Linked DNA regions of Homo sapiens: region 2 is linked to region 1. A link is an interaction called in ENCODE POLR2A ChIA-PET data of the cell type or tissue named here. Cell type or tissue: HepG2. All regions are shown on one strand. Each heading gives the region's core, and the rest is flanking DNA. Links, peaks and the distances in the headings are about the cores only.

What was found. ChIA-PET counts read pairs that join two places held together with the same protein. Peaks named below come from ENCODE experiments on the same cell type or tissue, not always from the same donor. Only the 100,000 strongest peaks of a DNase experiment are listed, where the experiment ranks them.
Region 2: POLR2A ChIA-PET joins it to region 1 with 5 read pairs; 6 of 35 experiments call an interaction of 5 or more read pairs at or near these places.

What each region holds. Positions count from the first base shown.
Region 1 is chr1:204,374,071-204,382,398 of GRCh38, reverse strand. It overlaps a transcript of PLEKHA6 not described here. Among named protein-coding and RNA genes, the nearest start is that of LINC00628, 8.5 kb to the right of the region's middle. In HepG2, for the core only: no CTCF peak of the experiment used is centred there; DNase peaks (open chromatin) are centred at 4,018 and 5,008; H3K4me3 peaks cover 3,077 bases.
Region 2 is chr1:204,291,756-204,300,083 of GRCh38, reverse strand. The region is part of intron 1 of PLEKHA6 (pleckstrin homology domain containing A6); the gene reads left to right. Among named protein-coding and RNA genes, the nearest start is that of PLEKHA6, 64 kb to the left of the region's middle. RefSeq lists an enhancer at 3,865-4,756. In HepG2, for the core only: a CTCF peak has its summit at 3,502; DNase peaks (open chromatin) are centred at 3,503, 4,253 and 5,513; H3K4me3 peaks cover 1,324 bases.

The sequences.
Region 1 (8,328 bases), core at 216-8,215:
TGAGAGTGGCAGAGGGTAGATAGATGTCAAAAGGAAACCTGCAGCTATTAACAGAAGAAGGGAGAGTAGATGCTGGAGAGGTAAAAATAATGGACATTTATTTCAGTCCTCATTGAGGGTTTTTTTTTTTTTTTTTGAGACAGAGTCTCACTTTGTCACCCAGGCTGGAGTGCAGTGGCGCAATCTCGGCTCACTGCAACCTCCACTTCCTGGATTCAAGCTATTCTCGTGCCTCAGCCTCCCGAGTAGCTAGGATTACACGCGTGCACCACCAAATAATTTTTGTACTTTTAGTAGAGATGGGGTTTCACCATGTTGGTCAGGCTGGTCTTGAACTCCCAACCTCAAGTTATCCACCTGCCTCAGCCTCCCAAAGTGCTGGGATTACAGGTGTGAGCCACCACACCTGGCCCTCACTGAGTTGTGATTTTCTTGTAGGTACTGTATTAATTTCTCATGTCTGCTGTAACAAATTACTACAAATTGGGTGGTTTAAAACAATAGAAATTTATACTCTCACAGTTCAGGATGAAATCCAGGTATTGGCAGGGCTGCACTCTGGAAGCTCTAGGGGAAAATGTACTCTTTGCCTCTTCTAACTTTTGGTGATTGCCAACATTCCCTAACTTGGGGCCACATCACTCCAATCTCTGTTTTCATGGTCACATGACTTCCACCTCTTCTATTACATTTCTTATGTGTCTCTTACGAGGACATTTGTCATTCGATTTAGTGCTCACCCCAGTAATCCAGGATGATTTTCTCATCTTAAGATTCTTAATTGTATCTGCAAAGACCTTTTTCCAAATAAGGGAACATTAATAGATTCCAGGGATTTGATGCAGATAGCTTTTGAGGAGATGTTTTTCAGCCTACCACAGATATCAAACCAGAAATAGTAATGTTGAAGTGATTAAGACATCAGAATGTAATAGAGAATCAGAATAATTTATAAATATTACTGATATATTTTTTCCAAATGCTTGGTTGCCTTTTAAAGAGATGAAAGAGGCCAGGCGCACTTGCTCACTCCTGTAATCCCAGCATTTTGGGAGGCTGAGGTGGGATGCTGGCTTGAGTCCAGGAGTTCAAGGTCACAGTGAGCTCTGATTGTGCCACTGCACCACCTTAGCCTGGGTGACAAAATGAGATCCTGTTTTTAAGCAAATAAATAAATAAATAAACATTTTTAAAGGGATAAAAAAATTTGCTGTGGGGGGAAAAGCAATCAGACAGCTAAATTTCTGACTTAGTTGCCAGCCATGTATGATTTTCATTTTAATCTATCAACCCTCCTTCTCTCTTCTAGGTAATTGTTGAACCAATAGCTGCTTTTATTTGGGTTTTCTACTCTTTTTCTACATGTCTTTAGCTCTTTTGCTAAAATGTCGTTACTAGCAGTATCAATACTAATCATAACTAATCATAAACAAGAACTAGCATGCAAAAAGTCACTAGCGAGACTAGACCACAGTTAGGGAAATATTTTCGAACGTGATTTCTTATTTCAAATGAGTAATAAACATTTACAAATCTGAGCCACTGGCCTTTTCTCATCTAGGTAAATGTCCCCAGGAACCCCAGGCTACATTAGACATTAAACAAGACAAAAATCTCGTGGAAAAATAGATCAAGAGGCGCTCGAAGAAGACAGTAGTGTAATACATGTTTTCAAATATATGTCATCTTGTCCCCTGTTTCTGCCCACGTTCAGCACAAGCAGCTGCCCTTACTGGTTGCTCAGGTTGGACTGGGAGTGCACTGATTGCTGGTATTTTCCCTTGAGGCATCTTGGCAGCAACTCTGGCCGTTTATATTCTTGGCCATCTCAGGGGCTAGGCAGGTGGCTCTGTGCTTTGTCAGTGGCGTGAGTCCTACAGGTGTTTCATATGGCTGGTGACAGGGGACTGCAGCCTGGCAGAGTCTGCTACCTTGATCTGCCAACTTTCTCCAATTCAGAAACGAAGGGGCACCTAGACCTTCATCTGTGCTTCCCAGGTGCAGCTCTGCTTCATTGTCAAATGAAGCTTTCTCTACTAGAAATTTGTAGGATCTGAGAAGAGAGAAAGAATTTGGACATCATGGGTTTCTGCGTGTCTTCTGCTTCTGGAGAATGGACTTAACTTAGATCTGGCAGCCAGGATGTTGGCAGAGTCCATTTCCAGTGTTGGAGTGCGAAGGATGTAATGAAAACAGCTCTGGCCTGAGACACTGGTGGGCAGATCCTTTTCAGCCACCACCCTTCTCAGTGACCTTGACCAGCCCCTTTCCCTTCTCTGTTCCTCACTTGCCATATTCAAAACAAGAGGATTGGACTAAATGTTCTCTGAGGCATCTCCTAGCTTTACCATCTATCAGATGTATACACTTTAAACCCTCCAGGTTGAGAATTTGGGATCTATGAGAAGGATCACAGGCTGTTTCTTTTCCCAGGAAGATCTCCCCACACACACCCTGATGTTGCTGATGGTTATATTGAGAGTGCCTCTAAATAAAGTCCAAAAGTACGGGATTGTGGTTAGAGTTAAGAGTAGTTCTCAGTTATGACCATATCAAGCATTCATCAAATGTTAATTGGTCTGGGCGCAGTGGCTCATGCCTGTTATACCAGCACTTTGGGAAACTGAGGCCGGTGGATCAGATCACTTTAGGTCAGGAATTTGAGACCAGTCTGGCCAACATGGTGAAACCCCGTCTCTACTGAAAATACAAAAAAAATTAGCCAGGCATGGTAGTGAGTGCCTGCAGCCCCAGCTACTCAGGAGGCTGAGGTGAGAGGATCACTTGAACTTGGGAGGTGGAGGTTGCAGTGAGCCGAGATCATGCCACTGCACTCCAGCCTGGGTGATAGAGCGAGACTCCATCTCAAAAAAAAAAAAAAAAAATTGTTAATTGGTGCCGCAGGCAGCTGCCAGGGCTGTAAAGATGGATAAGATGGAGTTCCTGCCCCAAGGAGCACACAGTCCAATGGAGGAGACAGATGACTAAATCAAGGATTGCATTACAGTGTGATAAGTGCTACTATAGGGTTATTCATCAGGTGCCATGACACATGGAGGATGGACATATAAATCTCTCCGGGGTAGTGTCAGGAATGGCTTCCTGGAGGAGGTGGCACATGGGTAGACACTGAAAGGATGAGTAGGAATTACCTATGTGGAATGGGGATCAAGTCTCCTGGAATGCTCACAAAACGTATGTTTGCCCAACAGATAATTGCCAGCTGTCATGGAACACATTGCTCCCTTTAAACACAGGTGTCTCTCTCATCGTCTAATTATTCTCCTGGGCCTGGCACATGGATTGGAACTGTATGTACCTAACTGGAGCCCCAGTGGCAGATCCGGAGTAAGCTGGGAAAGCCAAATGGACTTCAGCATTTTTTCTTTCTTGAGACAGGGTCTCGCTCTGTTGCCCAGGCTGGAGTACACTGGCAGGATCATAGGTCACCGCAGCCTCGACCTCCCGGCTCAAAGTGATCCTCCTGACAGTGTTCTGAGTTGCTGGGACTACAGGCTCGTGCCACCAGATCCAGCTAATTAATTATTATTATTATTTGTAGTGACAGGGTCTTGCTATGTTGCCTAAGCTGGCTAACTTTGATATAGACCCTGAGATAGCAGAACTGTGGGCTCCAGCAATACTGCTTTTGGTATGCCAGTATGAAATGCTTGCAGTCTGCATTCTGTACACATAACACATTCCCTTCTCTCTCCATTTTTCTTCCTTTTTCCTTTTCCATTTCTGGTGCAAGTTAGGGGGAATGGAATGGAGGGACATAAACGCTGTTGGTTTCTGAGTATTTCTAAGGTCTCCCTGTGATTCTACTTAGTCATGGCAGACTTCTTGGAGGAGGTGCTGGGAAAGAAAGGTAAGGACTAGCTCGACTAATCAGGCTGGCATCTGAGCTAGGAGAGGCTCCCCGGGCCCCTCGCTGCTCACAGCCCCGCCACGCTTCCGTGCCTTTGACCTTTGTTCCTCTCCTAACCTCCCACCAAGTAGAACCAGGTTTAATCACTTCCCCTTTTCCGTTCAGTGGCTGGACATGTCCACCAGGTTCCTGATTCAAAGCTCTTTTAGTCAAACTGGTTCTCTGCGCGGTGCGCCTGGACTGGGGGACTTGGCGCTGCCGGCGAGTTCTCGGGGCTGTGAATTACCTTCCGAGGCGGCGGCGCGGCTCCGCCCCCGGCCCCGCCGGTGGTTCAAGTGCAAGATCGGAGCTGGGAGCGGAGAGGCAACACCCCTGCTCGCACTGCAACCTGCTCCCTTCGGGGAGGGATCCTCCCCGCTCCAGCTTCTGCTCTCCGGGCTCCGCCAGGCTGGAGGGCAGCAGAGCCAGGAGGAACGGAGACCCAGCGCTGCCCGTTAACAGTCCCGGCAGGAGAGGCATCGTAATTACTCACCGCGCTAATTGCCCGTCATTAAAGTTCAGGAAACGGTCCGAAGAGGAGCTCCCGAGTCGACGAGGAGGCAGGTGGTGTCTGGGGCTCCCGGCCGGCCAGGGTTAAGCGCTTGCCTGCTCCCTGCCGCCCGGCTTGAGGCCAGCGCGTCTTCAGTGGGGAGGCCAGCCACACTGCCAGGGACCCGGGAGCGACGCCGCCAGCCCGGCCGGACCCCCTCCCCCACCACGGCCTCTGGAAGGGGGCAGCAAGTGGGGGTTCCCGGGTACCAAGCCCCCTGCCCAGCCGGCGCCTGGGGGCGCAGAGAGCGAGAGGGGCTGCAGGGACACCGAGATGGCCGATGAGATTGACTGGCTGGACCTGCCCGGCCGGTGGGCCTACGGAGTTGACGGCGGTGGGAGAATCTTCTTCATCAAGTATGTTGGTCTCGCTCTTCTTTTTATTTCATTTTTTTCCATTAAGTTGCCCAACTTGAAAAGTGGCGGGGCTGGGGGCAGGCCGGAGAAGGTGGGTGAAGCGGTGGCTACAAGGGCGGGCATGACTAATAAGTTTATCACCATGCCTGTTTGAATGTGTCTCCCGCCTTTTCCTCAATGGGTCAAAGTCCAGCAAAGGCTTGGCATTCCCTCAGCTTGGAAAGGCTGGGCAGGGCAGGGGAGTGCTGCCCTTTCTCCCTCTCCCTGGTCACATGCGAGGCCTCCAGGAGGATGACTAGACCAATGCCCAGCCTGGAGTTTTTTCAGCTCCTTCCCTGAAAGGGCCAGAGGTAGGTCTTTCATTTTCCCCGAGACTTTCCTATGGGAAGACTTGGGCTAAGTGACAACATACCAGGAGATCCTGCCTCTACCACTCAGTTCCTGGCAACCCTCGCCCCAGACTCAGCGTGCCCAGGACAGCAGTTCTCCTCTCCTGTCCTGCTTCTTTATGGGGCTGTGGTCAAGAGGGAGGGGGACGATGCCCACTGTATGTTTGGCATTCTTGAGAGAGAGCGCGCCTTTGCTACTCTCAGTAATATATTAGCACTGTTATATTAATTTCATAAGCCAAAGTGGCTCTGGCATAATCTCATTATAACAAAGTGGCCCTGCTGGCTGTCTTTTGGCTCGCTTCTACTATAGTCATCTTTTGCCAGGATAGACATCTTCCAGAAATATAGCAAGTCTAGAAGCACAGCGTCTTGGACTGTTACCCACACTTGACGAGCTTTTCCTTCCTCAAGATAGCCACTTAAAAACATCGGAGCTACAAGGAATCTTAGAAACAACCCCTTCATTTGTCAAATGGGGAACTGAGGTCCAGAGATATTGAAGTACCGGTCTAAGAGAAAACCACGTGTTAATCAGAGCTGGGACTCAGCCCCGCATCTGCTGACTTAGTGCACTGCTTCCCCAGGTACCAAACTGCCTTTGCAGGGGCTCAGGCAGGCAGTAGTTTCTCTTTGGTGTTTCTAAGTTTCCACATTTGCTTTAGGCCTTTGTTCTGTAATTATCACCACCATGATCATAATTGATGTTGTAATTATATTATCTTAGAAATTAACTCCATTAAAGTTCTTGACCCTAAGTCAGATTCTTAAATAACAGAACCTCTGCAATATTAAAACTGCAGTGGCTAGAGACATTAGAGTTTATAAGAATCACCCAAGGAACTTATTAAGAAGGTGGATTCCTGAGCCCTACCTCAGGAGATTCCTATTCAGAGGATCTGGGGTAGGGTCTTAGAATGTGAATTTCCATGAGCCCCTCAGGTATACTGATGAAGTGGTTCATTCTCTTCTTTCTTCCTGATCTCTTACTTGCCATCCAGATTCTTTTCCTCTTTCATTCTACAAACATTTATTGGGCATCCACTCTTTGCTGCAGTGCTAGGCACTGGAGATAAAAACAATAAGATATAGGTTTTTACTTTAAGTTAACAGGGAGAATACATAAATCAATACTTAGGAAATAATATGGTACATTCTTGAGGCATTTGCATGATGCTATGGGAAGGAAAGAACTAATGCTCTCCAGGGAGTTCAGTGAGGGCTTCCCAGAGGAGGAAGCATTTGAGCTGATTCTGGAGGAGAGACAAGAGTGAAAGAAGCCTTGGAAGTAGAGGCTTGGGGAAATAAAGGCACCAGTGGGGGCTGAGGAACAGGTAACCTAGAGCACTCGGAGAGGTTCAGTGGAGACGGAGTGGAGCTGCTGAAATACTGTAGAGGACCAGGAGAAAAAGTAGGAAGAGGCAGCTTGAGAGAGCCCTTATGTGCTAAGCTAAGGGGTCGGGACTCCATCCTATAGGTGATGGGAAGCCAAAGGAGATTTCAAACTGGGACTTGACATCATCGAGTCTGTGTTTAGAGCCTTGTCTCTGGCAGCTTCCTGAGCGATGATTTGAGGCTGAGCGAGAGGCAGGAGGAGAAACTTAAGGTATGGAAAGCAGTTAGGAAACAATTGCAAAAGTCCAGGAGACAGCTGATGGGGCCCGAATTAAAATGGTGAGAATAGAAGTGAAGGGGAGGGAGAGATGGGAGAAATCTTCAGGAACCAAATCAGGAATATTCTTCTAATGCTTGAATTCTGGGGAGGGGAGACAAAGGGAGGAATCAGAGGTGAAGCTTAGAATTTCCAGCTTGAGTTGACAGAGGTCAGGAGTATGGCAAGGGGAGTGCATATTAGGGGGAGTACAGGGTTAGTGGGGAAACACTGCAGTTGAGGTTCCCGGGGGACATTCAGGAGATGCTGTCTAACAGACAACTGGATATACAGGATAGAGTTTGAAGAGAGAGGCCTGGGCTGGAAAAGGGTCATCGTGTGGGGGTAGAACGACCCAGAAGAGTGCGAGGGAAAAGACAGGAGTATACCCCAGGCAGCACCAGTGTCAAGGAAGGGACAGAGGAACAGAGGCCAGGCTGGAGAGTAAGACCGAGAGGTTGCAGAGGTGGGCAGCACCAGGACCAGGGTAGAATGCCACCCCAGAAGGCAAGGAAGAGGGATGTTAAGAAGAAAAAAGGAAGGAATTCAACAGTATTGGATGCAGCAGAAAAGCCAAACGGGCCAAAGGCTAAAAAATGCCTAGTGGATTTAGGAGAGGGGGAGGCCTCTAATGACGTCTAGGAAAGTGGTTTCAGGAGAGAGCTGGGAACAGAAACCAGGTTGCAGTGGATTGGTGAATGAAAGGCCAGAAAGTGGGGAAAGCTAGGAGTGACTACTGTTGAATGTTTGGTCAGGAATGAGGAGTGCGAGACATGAAGCTGCCAGGGGACATGGCATTGAGTGGGAGGCAGCGTGTTTAGACTATAGAAGACACAGACAGAGGAGGAGGATAAAGGGATGGACCCTATAAAGAGAGAGGAGGTGAAGATGCAAGGCTGGGATGCTCAACAGAAGGAGGTTCTATAAAAGATGGAAGAGGAGGGGGACGATAACCCAGGCAGAGAGATTAGCCTTAAAGGGGAGAGAGGGCTACCTCTTCTCCAGAGGAAGACAAGTATTAAAGGATGGGTGAGAATCTGGGTAAGTTTTGGTGGTGAGGTGATTGGGCATACTGGGAAAGCTCCCACCTAATCTTTTCTATTTTTTCTTCATTAAGACATAAGATCCTCTGTGCCGGAGAGGGGCTAGGTAGCAGAGGCAGCCCTGGGACCTGAGGTTAGCCGGAAAGGCTTGGAGCACTCTGCAGATGGCAACTGACTGGGGACCTTGAAGAAGATTCTAGGTGGCACTCAGGGCTCAGCTAAGCTGGGAGACTGGATTTGCAGTGACCCCAGTTCTTCGAGGCCCAGTTCCCCCATCAGCCCGGTGCTGGAGTGGAGACAGCCTGTGACTGCGTTGTCCCAGACAGTGGTGCTGACAAGGGTGCAAGATGGTGCCAAGCCAAGGGGAAGAGGAAGTTGAGGGCTGTGGTGGAATGTCAAGGGTGTGATAGGGTTGTCTGTGATATCCAG
Region 2 (8,328 bases), core at 172-8,171, 82 kb after region 1:
GCAATGGCATAGATAACCTCCCTCTTCTATCTTCTAAGTACTGTCAGATGGCGGCTGCCATTTCTGGGTCATCTCTAGGTCAGGCAAGATCTGGACTCTTAATATTCAGGCACATGTGTCCATGGTGTTCCTCTGTGGTGAGGAGCCTGCCATCAGTGAACTCCAAGCAGTAGAAGGGCCGGCTGCTCTGGCAGGGGAGTGGCCTGTGCTTCACTAGGGAGACACCCATTAGGAAGGGTGGTAGGTTAGTTTCCACAGGAACAAAGAACATCTGCTCCAGCCAACTAGAGAACAGATGGGGCAAAAAATATTCTTAAAGGGGACATTAGCTCATGGAATTGGTGCCAGGGAAGTAGGCCTTTCTAAAGAAGACATGAGGGGGCAGGTTAAACCTCTTAGCCTGAGAGAACTGTGAGGCCCTAAGACAGTAGAAGACCCACGTTGCTTTGGAAAGTGCAGGAGAAAGAATGCGAGATGTTTTCTCCCCTCAATAATGGCTGTCCTCTGGGAAAATGTCTCAAAGCTGTGTCAGCTTGCTGGCTGCCGGCTCAGAGCTCCCTGAGTCCTTCGGTCAGCAGTCCTCCCCTGCCACCTTCCCTATGGACCTTAGCTCACCTATATGACACACCCCACTTCTGTTGCCAGCTCCCTCTTAAACATCCCAGGGGCTCTTCTGCACTGGGCAGTAGGAAGCTCACCTGCTTTCTCTGACCCTCCTCTTTCTTCCTGTCCTCTCAGATGGCCTGGTGTCTAGGCTGGTGACAGCCTCCCAGCACCCTTTTCTGCTGTCTTTAGACAAAATTCCCAGTGCTTTCCCTTCTTCCTCCTGTTTGCTTTCCTTTTCTTCCTCATACCAACCATGTGTGCAAAGTCTAGATGGAGACTTTGGGTCCTCTGGAAATTATCTTGTCCCTTCCTCTGGGATTAATTTGTGACTTCTGGGTACAAGTTACTGACTACTCAAAGCAGCTGAAGCCCCAGAGGGGATTTAATTATAAGGGAGCTGGGGTGTCTCTCAGAACTCAAGGTCAAAGAAATGGCTGGATCACAAGAATGGACTAGAAGCAAGAAGCTGAATGCCACAGATATGGTCTTTGCCCCTCTCTGTGTGCTGGCTCATTCACTTCTCTCATTGCAGAGAGGACTTTCAGCTTCCTGGTCAGTCTATAGGAAAGAAAAGATGGAAAAGCAGCTCCTTCCTGTGCACATCACCAATAGAATTGCCTGGAGAAGGGCTGGCCTCTTTTTTCTCTCCATCTCTGTTCCCATCCCTGGGGAGGGATTTTGGCTGAGCTGAGATCAGGTGGCTACCCCATGTAACCACAAGAGTGGGTAGGGTTTAGGCACATGGTTATTTCCTTAACCATGGATCTAGGGATGGGGCCAGTTTCTAGAAATGGGTTAGTACTTTCTGTTGCACATTAGCCCTTCTTGGACCTCCAAGCCTAGGGGAGTCTGGCCTAGAGAGTTTACACACCCCAACTCCTCTCGCTTGGCTCTTCTCCTGCCTGGCATGAGGACGGGCAAGGCCTAGCAAGGAGCAGGGTAGTCTGACTGATGGAACCTGGGGCATGGCTGTGTGTCATTGCCATTCTCCATGTGCAGAAAAGACCCGGAACCTGGACCTTGAAGGCCATTCAGTCCCCGACCCCTCCTCAGGTACCACTCTACCCTTTTAGTAAAGTCTTTCATAAATGGTTTGATTGTTCCATTTGACACTAGGGAGTCAACATTGAAAAGTCTCACTGTTGGAAAGCTCATTGTTTCTAAATTCAGTCTTTCATGATGTAACTGAATCCATCCATTGTCCCTCATTCCATCTGGGGCTCACAAGGAAGACTCAGGCCCACCATCTTGCTTAGGTTAGGATTGAATTAGTGAATATGAAACTATTTTTGCATGAGAAGACAAGGGCTTGGGCCAGGCTCTATGGGATTTGGAAGCATTTTTGACTGGCTGCTGCTCTTCATCGAAGTGAACCCCTGAGGAGAAGAGACACATGTCTGACTACTTGTGGAAATGCCCAAGAGCACTCCTCTAGATTCTTCTTTTCCAACTACTGGCTCCATGGGACCAGAGCCAATTGTGAACCATGAGAAAGGTGTGGAGGTTCAGGCAAGTCAATGGGGAGAGATATGAGGAGTAGGGGGAGGACAGCAAAGGGGTCCTAGATCAAGATGCCGTCTTCCCTCTATCACTCACATTGATGGACCTTGTGGAGGTTGGGCAACCAAAACCTGCAAAGAACCCTAAATCCTTTTGGATCTCTGATAAGAAACAGCTCATAGTTAGCAATGTAGAGGGGACTGAATTTCAGTTCCGATGTTTCTGGTGGTTCCACAAGCTGGGGGGTTGAGACAATGATAACCACGAACGTGTAACAGGCATCGTTTTAGGCATTTTATGTGAATTAAGTCACTTAATCCTCACAATAAATCCTATGAAGTAGAAACTGTTACCCACCCCCCCTGTTGCCGATGAGGAAACTGAGGCATAGAGAGATTGAATAACTTGTCCAAAGTCCCATTGCTAGTATGGAGTAGAGTCAGGATTCTAATCCAGGCATTGTGACTTCCCAGCCATCCTTCCTTTTCTCTCTGACCAACTGGGGAACCAAACAGTTCTACCCCAGGTGAACAGGAGAAAAGACTGCCTGATATCAACTCCCCCAGGACAGCGACCTTGTCCTTTGTAGCCATGTGCTAAGGCCCAGTGCCTTACACCCAGTAGAATTTCTTGTTGGAAAGAGAAAACTTAAAGGGGGACGAGGATTAGTCTTTGTCTTGAGACTTTCCAACAAGAGAAATTTACATTTAGACACTCCATGTATCCATGTATTTTCCTACCAGAAGGTAGTGTTTAGGAGTTAAATGTCACATCAAAGACAAATGTTAGAGCCAGGAGATTTTTCTTTCTAGGAAGAAGGATATGTTAGTTAGTGACTTTCTCCATCTGATTCGGATTTTATCTCTACTGTTGTCACTAAATTCTTTTCCTTTCTCTCTCCATGGAGCTGGTAGTTTAAAAAAAGAAATCTGCAGGGATGGGTACGGTGGCTCTCTGGTTATGGTGGTAATAGCCATGTTCCTAAATCTGAACTCCTTTCTTCAGGTCAAATTGCATAAGCTTTCCATGGTACTGCAGGCTTTTTCTTTCTGCTCCCCTTCACTCTGCGATGCCTCAAACCTCTCATTTCCGTCCACGCTCTCTGCAGACACAGAGTACTGAGGCTGGAAGGAGAAGGAGGGGAACAGGCAGGCCCCACTCTCTGCTCTGAGTAGTGTGTGGGAGGAGGCTGGAGAACGGAGCACTTCTCTCTGATCCTGCCTGACTCTTTTGGAGCCAGTGAGGTGGGGGTGTCTCTGAGTGAAGCAGAGGGAGGCCTGGAGGGGCTCAGGAGCTGGACTATTTCTGTAACACAGAGCACGTCTGCAGCCAGCCACAGAGAAGGTCAAACTCTGGGTGCAGGGCTGGAATGCAAGGGGCCAGGCAGCTGGGGGGAGCTGTGGTTTCACCCTTCTGGCAGCTTAGAGGGCCGCTGCAATGCCCTTTGGGGAAGGTGGGGCTACCCACAGCAAAGCGAGTAGGGGAGTGGGGAGGGACTCTGCTCTGGTAGATAGTGATGATGGTGCAGGGCATTGGAGGAGGGTAGGGGAAGGCATGCAAAATCTAAATGCCCATCACATGTGTTGGAGAGGAATTGAATTCCAAGATGTGGGGGCTTTAATTCATGCTCTCTACCATTAAAAAAAAAAATCAGGCAAAGCACTGTGTGAGAGGAAAGAGAAATAGTGCTGAGACGGGAACCAGGAGGCCACGAAACACACGCATGTGAGTGTGCACCAGTGTTCAGAAATCCACATGGGGAGGAGGATGCACTTGCACTGGCCCCTTCCAAGGCCATATCTAACACACAAATTTGTACCTATAGTCTTTTCCTTAATGAGGACCACGCCCCTCCCACCACAAATTGTATAAGCTCCAGGACCCCAGAAACCCAGATCTGTTGCTGCATCCACGACACTGACACATATGCCCTTCCTTGGTCCCCTGCCTGCACGTCATGAAGCCCCTTCCTCTGTGTGCGTGCACCCCGTAGCTTCTGTGCCTTACCCTCATCTTCCCACGTGTGTTTGTGCGGTTTGGAGCTTCTTGAGTTTCCGTTTATAGTTAGAAAATTGCCCTGCTCTGGCTCTGGCTTTGTCACAGGAGGCTCGTGTTGGCTCAGTCTGACTGCTGCTTGACCTTTGGCCACCCTGCCCTTGGCTTGGCCTGCTGTGGCCACCTAGAAGCATAATCTGTTGGTTTGTTTTCCTTCTCGGGCTGTGGGTCCTCCCCAGCTGAATCTAAGCCTCTAAAATGGGGTGAGGGTTTCAGATGAGCAGGCAGCCTTTGGAAGGAGCGCTTCCCTGAAGAACCGAAGGTGCTCAGGATGAGCAGCTCTTTTGTCCTATAATTTGCTCTAGGGGCAATGAGATTCCCTTTCTCAGGTCTAGTGGGCCCCAAGAGAACAAGGACTTGCTACACACCTTATGCAGCTGGATAGCAGCATAAGCACTAGAATTTTTTTTTTGTTGTTTGTTTTTTTTTTTTTGAGATGGCATCTCCCTCTGTCACCCAGGCTAGAGTGCAATAGCATGACCTCAGCTCACTGCAACCTCCGCCTCCCGGATTCAAGCGATCCTCTTGCCTCAGCCTCCCGAGTAGCTGGGACTACAGGCGTGTGCCACCACACCTGGTTACTTTTTGTATTTTTAGTAGAAACAGGGTTTCATTATGTTGGCCAGGCTGTACTTGAACTCCAGACCTCAGGAAATCCACCCACCTTGGCCTCCCAAAGTGCTGGGATTATGGGCATGAGCCAATGCGCCTGGCCTAGAACTGGGTCTTCTTAGTCAATTATTTCTGTCCAGTAATGTTGACCCTTAGAATGGACTGCTTTCAACCATGACACACACACAAAAGCCCACCTCCCAGTTCAAATTACACTAGGAACAGACCTCCCTCACATTTGAGATTCTCAGGTGTTAATTGTTCTGGCTCCTAAGTACAGGGGAGAGGGTACTATCTTGATGGATAACTTCTTTAGGAACAAATTATTAAGCATCCATCTGTAGGTGTCAAAGTGGTGAGGGGTTTTATAATCAAAATTGAGCCACTGTCTCCTAAGGATAAATAGCCCAAGGCAGATGCAGACAGATAATAATGATTATTAGCATTTATTGAACATTTACTAAGTGCCAGAACCTTTCATAAATTTTTTGTGGGTATAATCTTATTTACTCCTGTGACGAACCCATGAAGAAGGTCCGTATATTATCCCGTTTTCACAGATGGGGGAATGAAAGCACAGAGAGGTTAAGTTTCTCACCCAGAGTCCCTTAGGTAGTAACTGGTGGAGCCGGGATTGGAACTGGGGCAGTCTGACTCCAGAGCCAAAAATCTCAAGGCTAATGCGGATTCAACTCAATAAAAATAAACGAAAGGATTAGCTGGTAGGATGATGCATGAGAAGGGAATTTCAAGTTGCACAACTAACATAAAGTGGGAAGAAAGCTGGCTTTGGGCTGTGTCCTGGGCTCTAATCCCAGTTCTCTCACTTCCTAACTGTGTAGCCTTGGGCTAATAACCTGACCTCTCAGGTTCTTCCTCCGCAACAGCAGGACAGCAATACCTATCTCTGGGGGTTAAGCAGAGAATTCGCTAGCATCATGACTTGGATAGGTGTTAATTTCCTTTTTCTTTCTGTGCTAGTTGTCAAGTTTTCCTGGGAGGGTGAAGGGTAATTTGGGAATTCAAGGTTAATTCTTATTTCAAGAAGAAATGTCCAACCAGCCCTCCAGTACCCTATCTTCTGGACAAGATTTTCTGCCATCACCACTTCCTCCGTATCCTCCTGGGATGGCCTGGAATTGGAGGAGAGACAGGCTGGAGAGAGAGAAGGGTGTTTGGCTTAATGCAGCTGTCAAGCAGCTGTCACGCTCTGGCCACTCTTTCTTCATCTTCTCTTTTTCCTTTTAAAAACAAGGACATTCTCTTGCATAACCACAGTACAATTAACAGACTCAGGAAACTTAATAACATCGATACAATTCTATTATCTAATATACAGTCCATATTGAAATTTCACCAGTTGTCCTAATAATGTCATTAGAATCCAATTCAGGATCATGTCTCTTTCCTCTCAGTCTGGAAAGTCCCTCAGCCTTTCTCCATGTTCATGCATTGAAGTTTTCTTAAAGAGCACAGGATCCTCTCTGGGACTTCCTGAGCCTTGTCCCGTCTTTCCTCATCCCTGAGCAGGGCTGACTAGAGTAAGGCGATTAATACACTCCCCTTAGGTACAAAATGTCTTACATTTTGCCAAATGGGTGCCAAAAAACTCGGTAGTCAAGATAAATAACATTTCAATGCAATAATTTTAAAATCAAAATCAATGCAAACATTTCATGAAGAACAAAATAGTAACATTCGAAATAAAGACAGGATCTAAAACAGTGCCACTTTAAGCCAAATTGGAGGCTGAGGCAAAAGGGAAATTCCAGTGATACTGGTCCTGTCTTTATTTGAAATGTTGGTATTTCATTCATCATGGGTTTTTAATGTTAATTTTTATTTCAAAAATATCGCGTTAAAATAAGTCTTGATTGGCCGGGTGCAGTGGCTCATGCTTGTAATCCCAGCACTTTGGGAGGCCAAGGCGGGCGGATCACCTGAGGCCAGGAGTTCGAGATCAGCCTGGCCAGCATGGTGAAACCGTATCTCTACTGAAAATACAAAAATTAACTGGGTGTGGTGGCACATGCCTGTAGTCCCAGCTACTTGGGAGGCTGAGGCAGGATAATCGCTTGAACTTGGGAGGCAGAGGTTGCAATGAGCCAAGATCGCGCCACTGCACTGCAGCCTGGGTGACAGAGCAAGACTCCATCTCAAAGAAAAAAAAAAAGTCTGATTACTGAGTTTTTGGATGCCCCTTAAACTTTGTGCTCCCTCCCCCACTCCCACAGTGTGGGCTTGCTCCCTCTCCCAGTCATCCCACCCTCAGAACAAGTTGGGGGAGAGAGGTGGGGCTCCATGCCAGGAGGAGGAAGGTTAGGGTACAGAGAAGAGGCGGGAGGGGAGGGGTACAGAGGCCTGGAACGCAGCCGTGTGTCTGGCCGGGAGCTCTCTAACACTAACAGCTTCCAGCTGCTTCCACAACCTCCAGACTTCCGCCTTGGGAGTGGCATTTGGTTGTTTTTTATTCCCCCTCTTCACATCAAATGTGTGATCTAATTAGACTTTGCATCCCTCATTTCTATCAGTCTTCCCTGTCTTGCAGTGCTCCCCTTAGTTGACCTGTCCTGACCCTGTTTCCATCCATCCCAGGAGCCTCTCAGGTGCTGCCACTGGCATGCTCCAGGAGCATCCACCCAGTGCTGGGTGAGCACCACAAAGACCAAGCCAGGGCAAGAGACACAGGTAGGCGTCAGCCAGGGTGAGGGAAATGGGGGGCATCAGCCAGGGCGAGGGACACAGGTGGGCATCAGCCAGGGTGAGGGACATAGGTGGGCGTCAGCCAGGGTGAGGGACACAGGTGGGTATCAGCCAGGGTGAGGGACATAGTGCCCGGGTGAGGGACATAGGTGGGCATCAGCCAGGTCGGGGCAGCTCCTTGTGGCCCTGAGGAAAGAGCTTCGGACTGAGGTTAACAGACCCCGAGGTTAGCCTTGCCTCAGGTATATGAGGTGGGTTATCTCAGCCAACACTTCCAGCTTCAGGGATTTTGTTTTGTAAAATGAGGGTGGTACTAACACTTTTCTGCCCACCTCATAAGACCATAAAAGAACCAAATGAGATAATGATGACAGTGCTTTGTGAACCGTAAAGGATTTTATTTGATATTTTCCCTTCTGTCATAGAACAAATAATCCTTTATTTTGATGAAGACCGTATTCAGGTCTGCTACATTATTTGATCTAAATCCATGAGAAGAGTAAAGGCGGATTCAGGACACATGTTCATCTCTGCCTGTAACCAGCATTTCTGTCAGACTAAAGCAGGTCAGTAGGAAACCATACCCATTCCCACCCTCATTCCATCACCATGTGAAACAGAATGGGTGTGCCCAATAATAGCAGTCGTTGTTTTAATGTCTCAATTGAAGGCTTTTCTTTTTTATAGATTTATTGAGGTATATGATAAATTGTATATATTTAAAGGGTAAAATTAGGTGCATTTTGTGAAACCATAAACACAATTGAGATAATTAACATATATCCATCACTCCCCAGTTTCTTCCTGCCTCTTTGTAATCCCTCCCTCCACCCTGGCCCCAGGCAACCACCC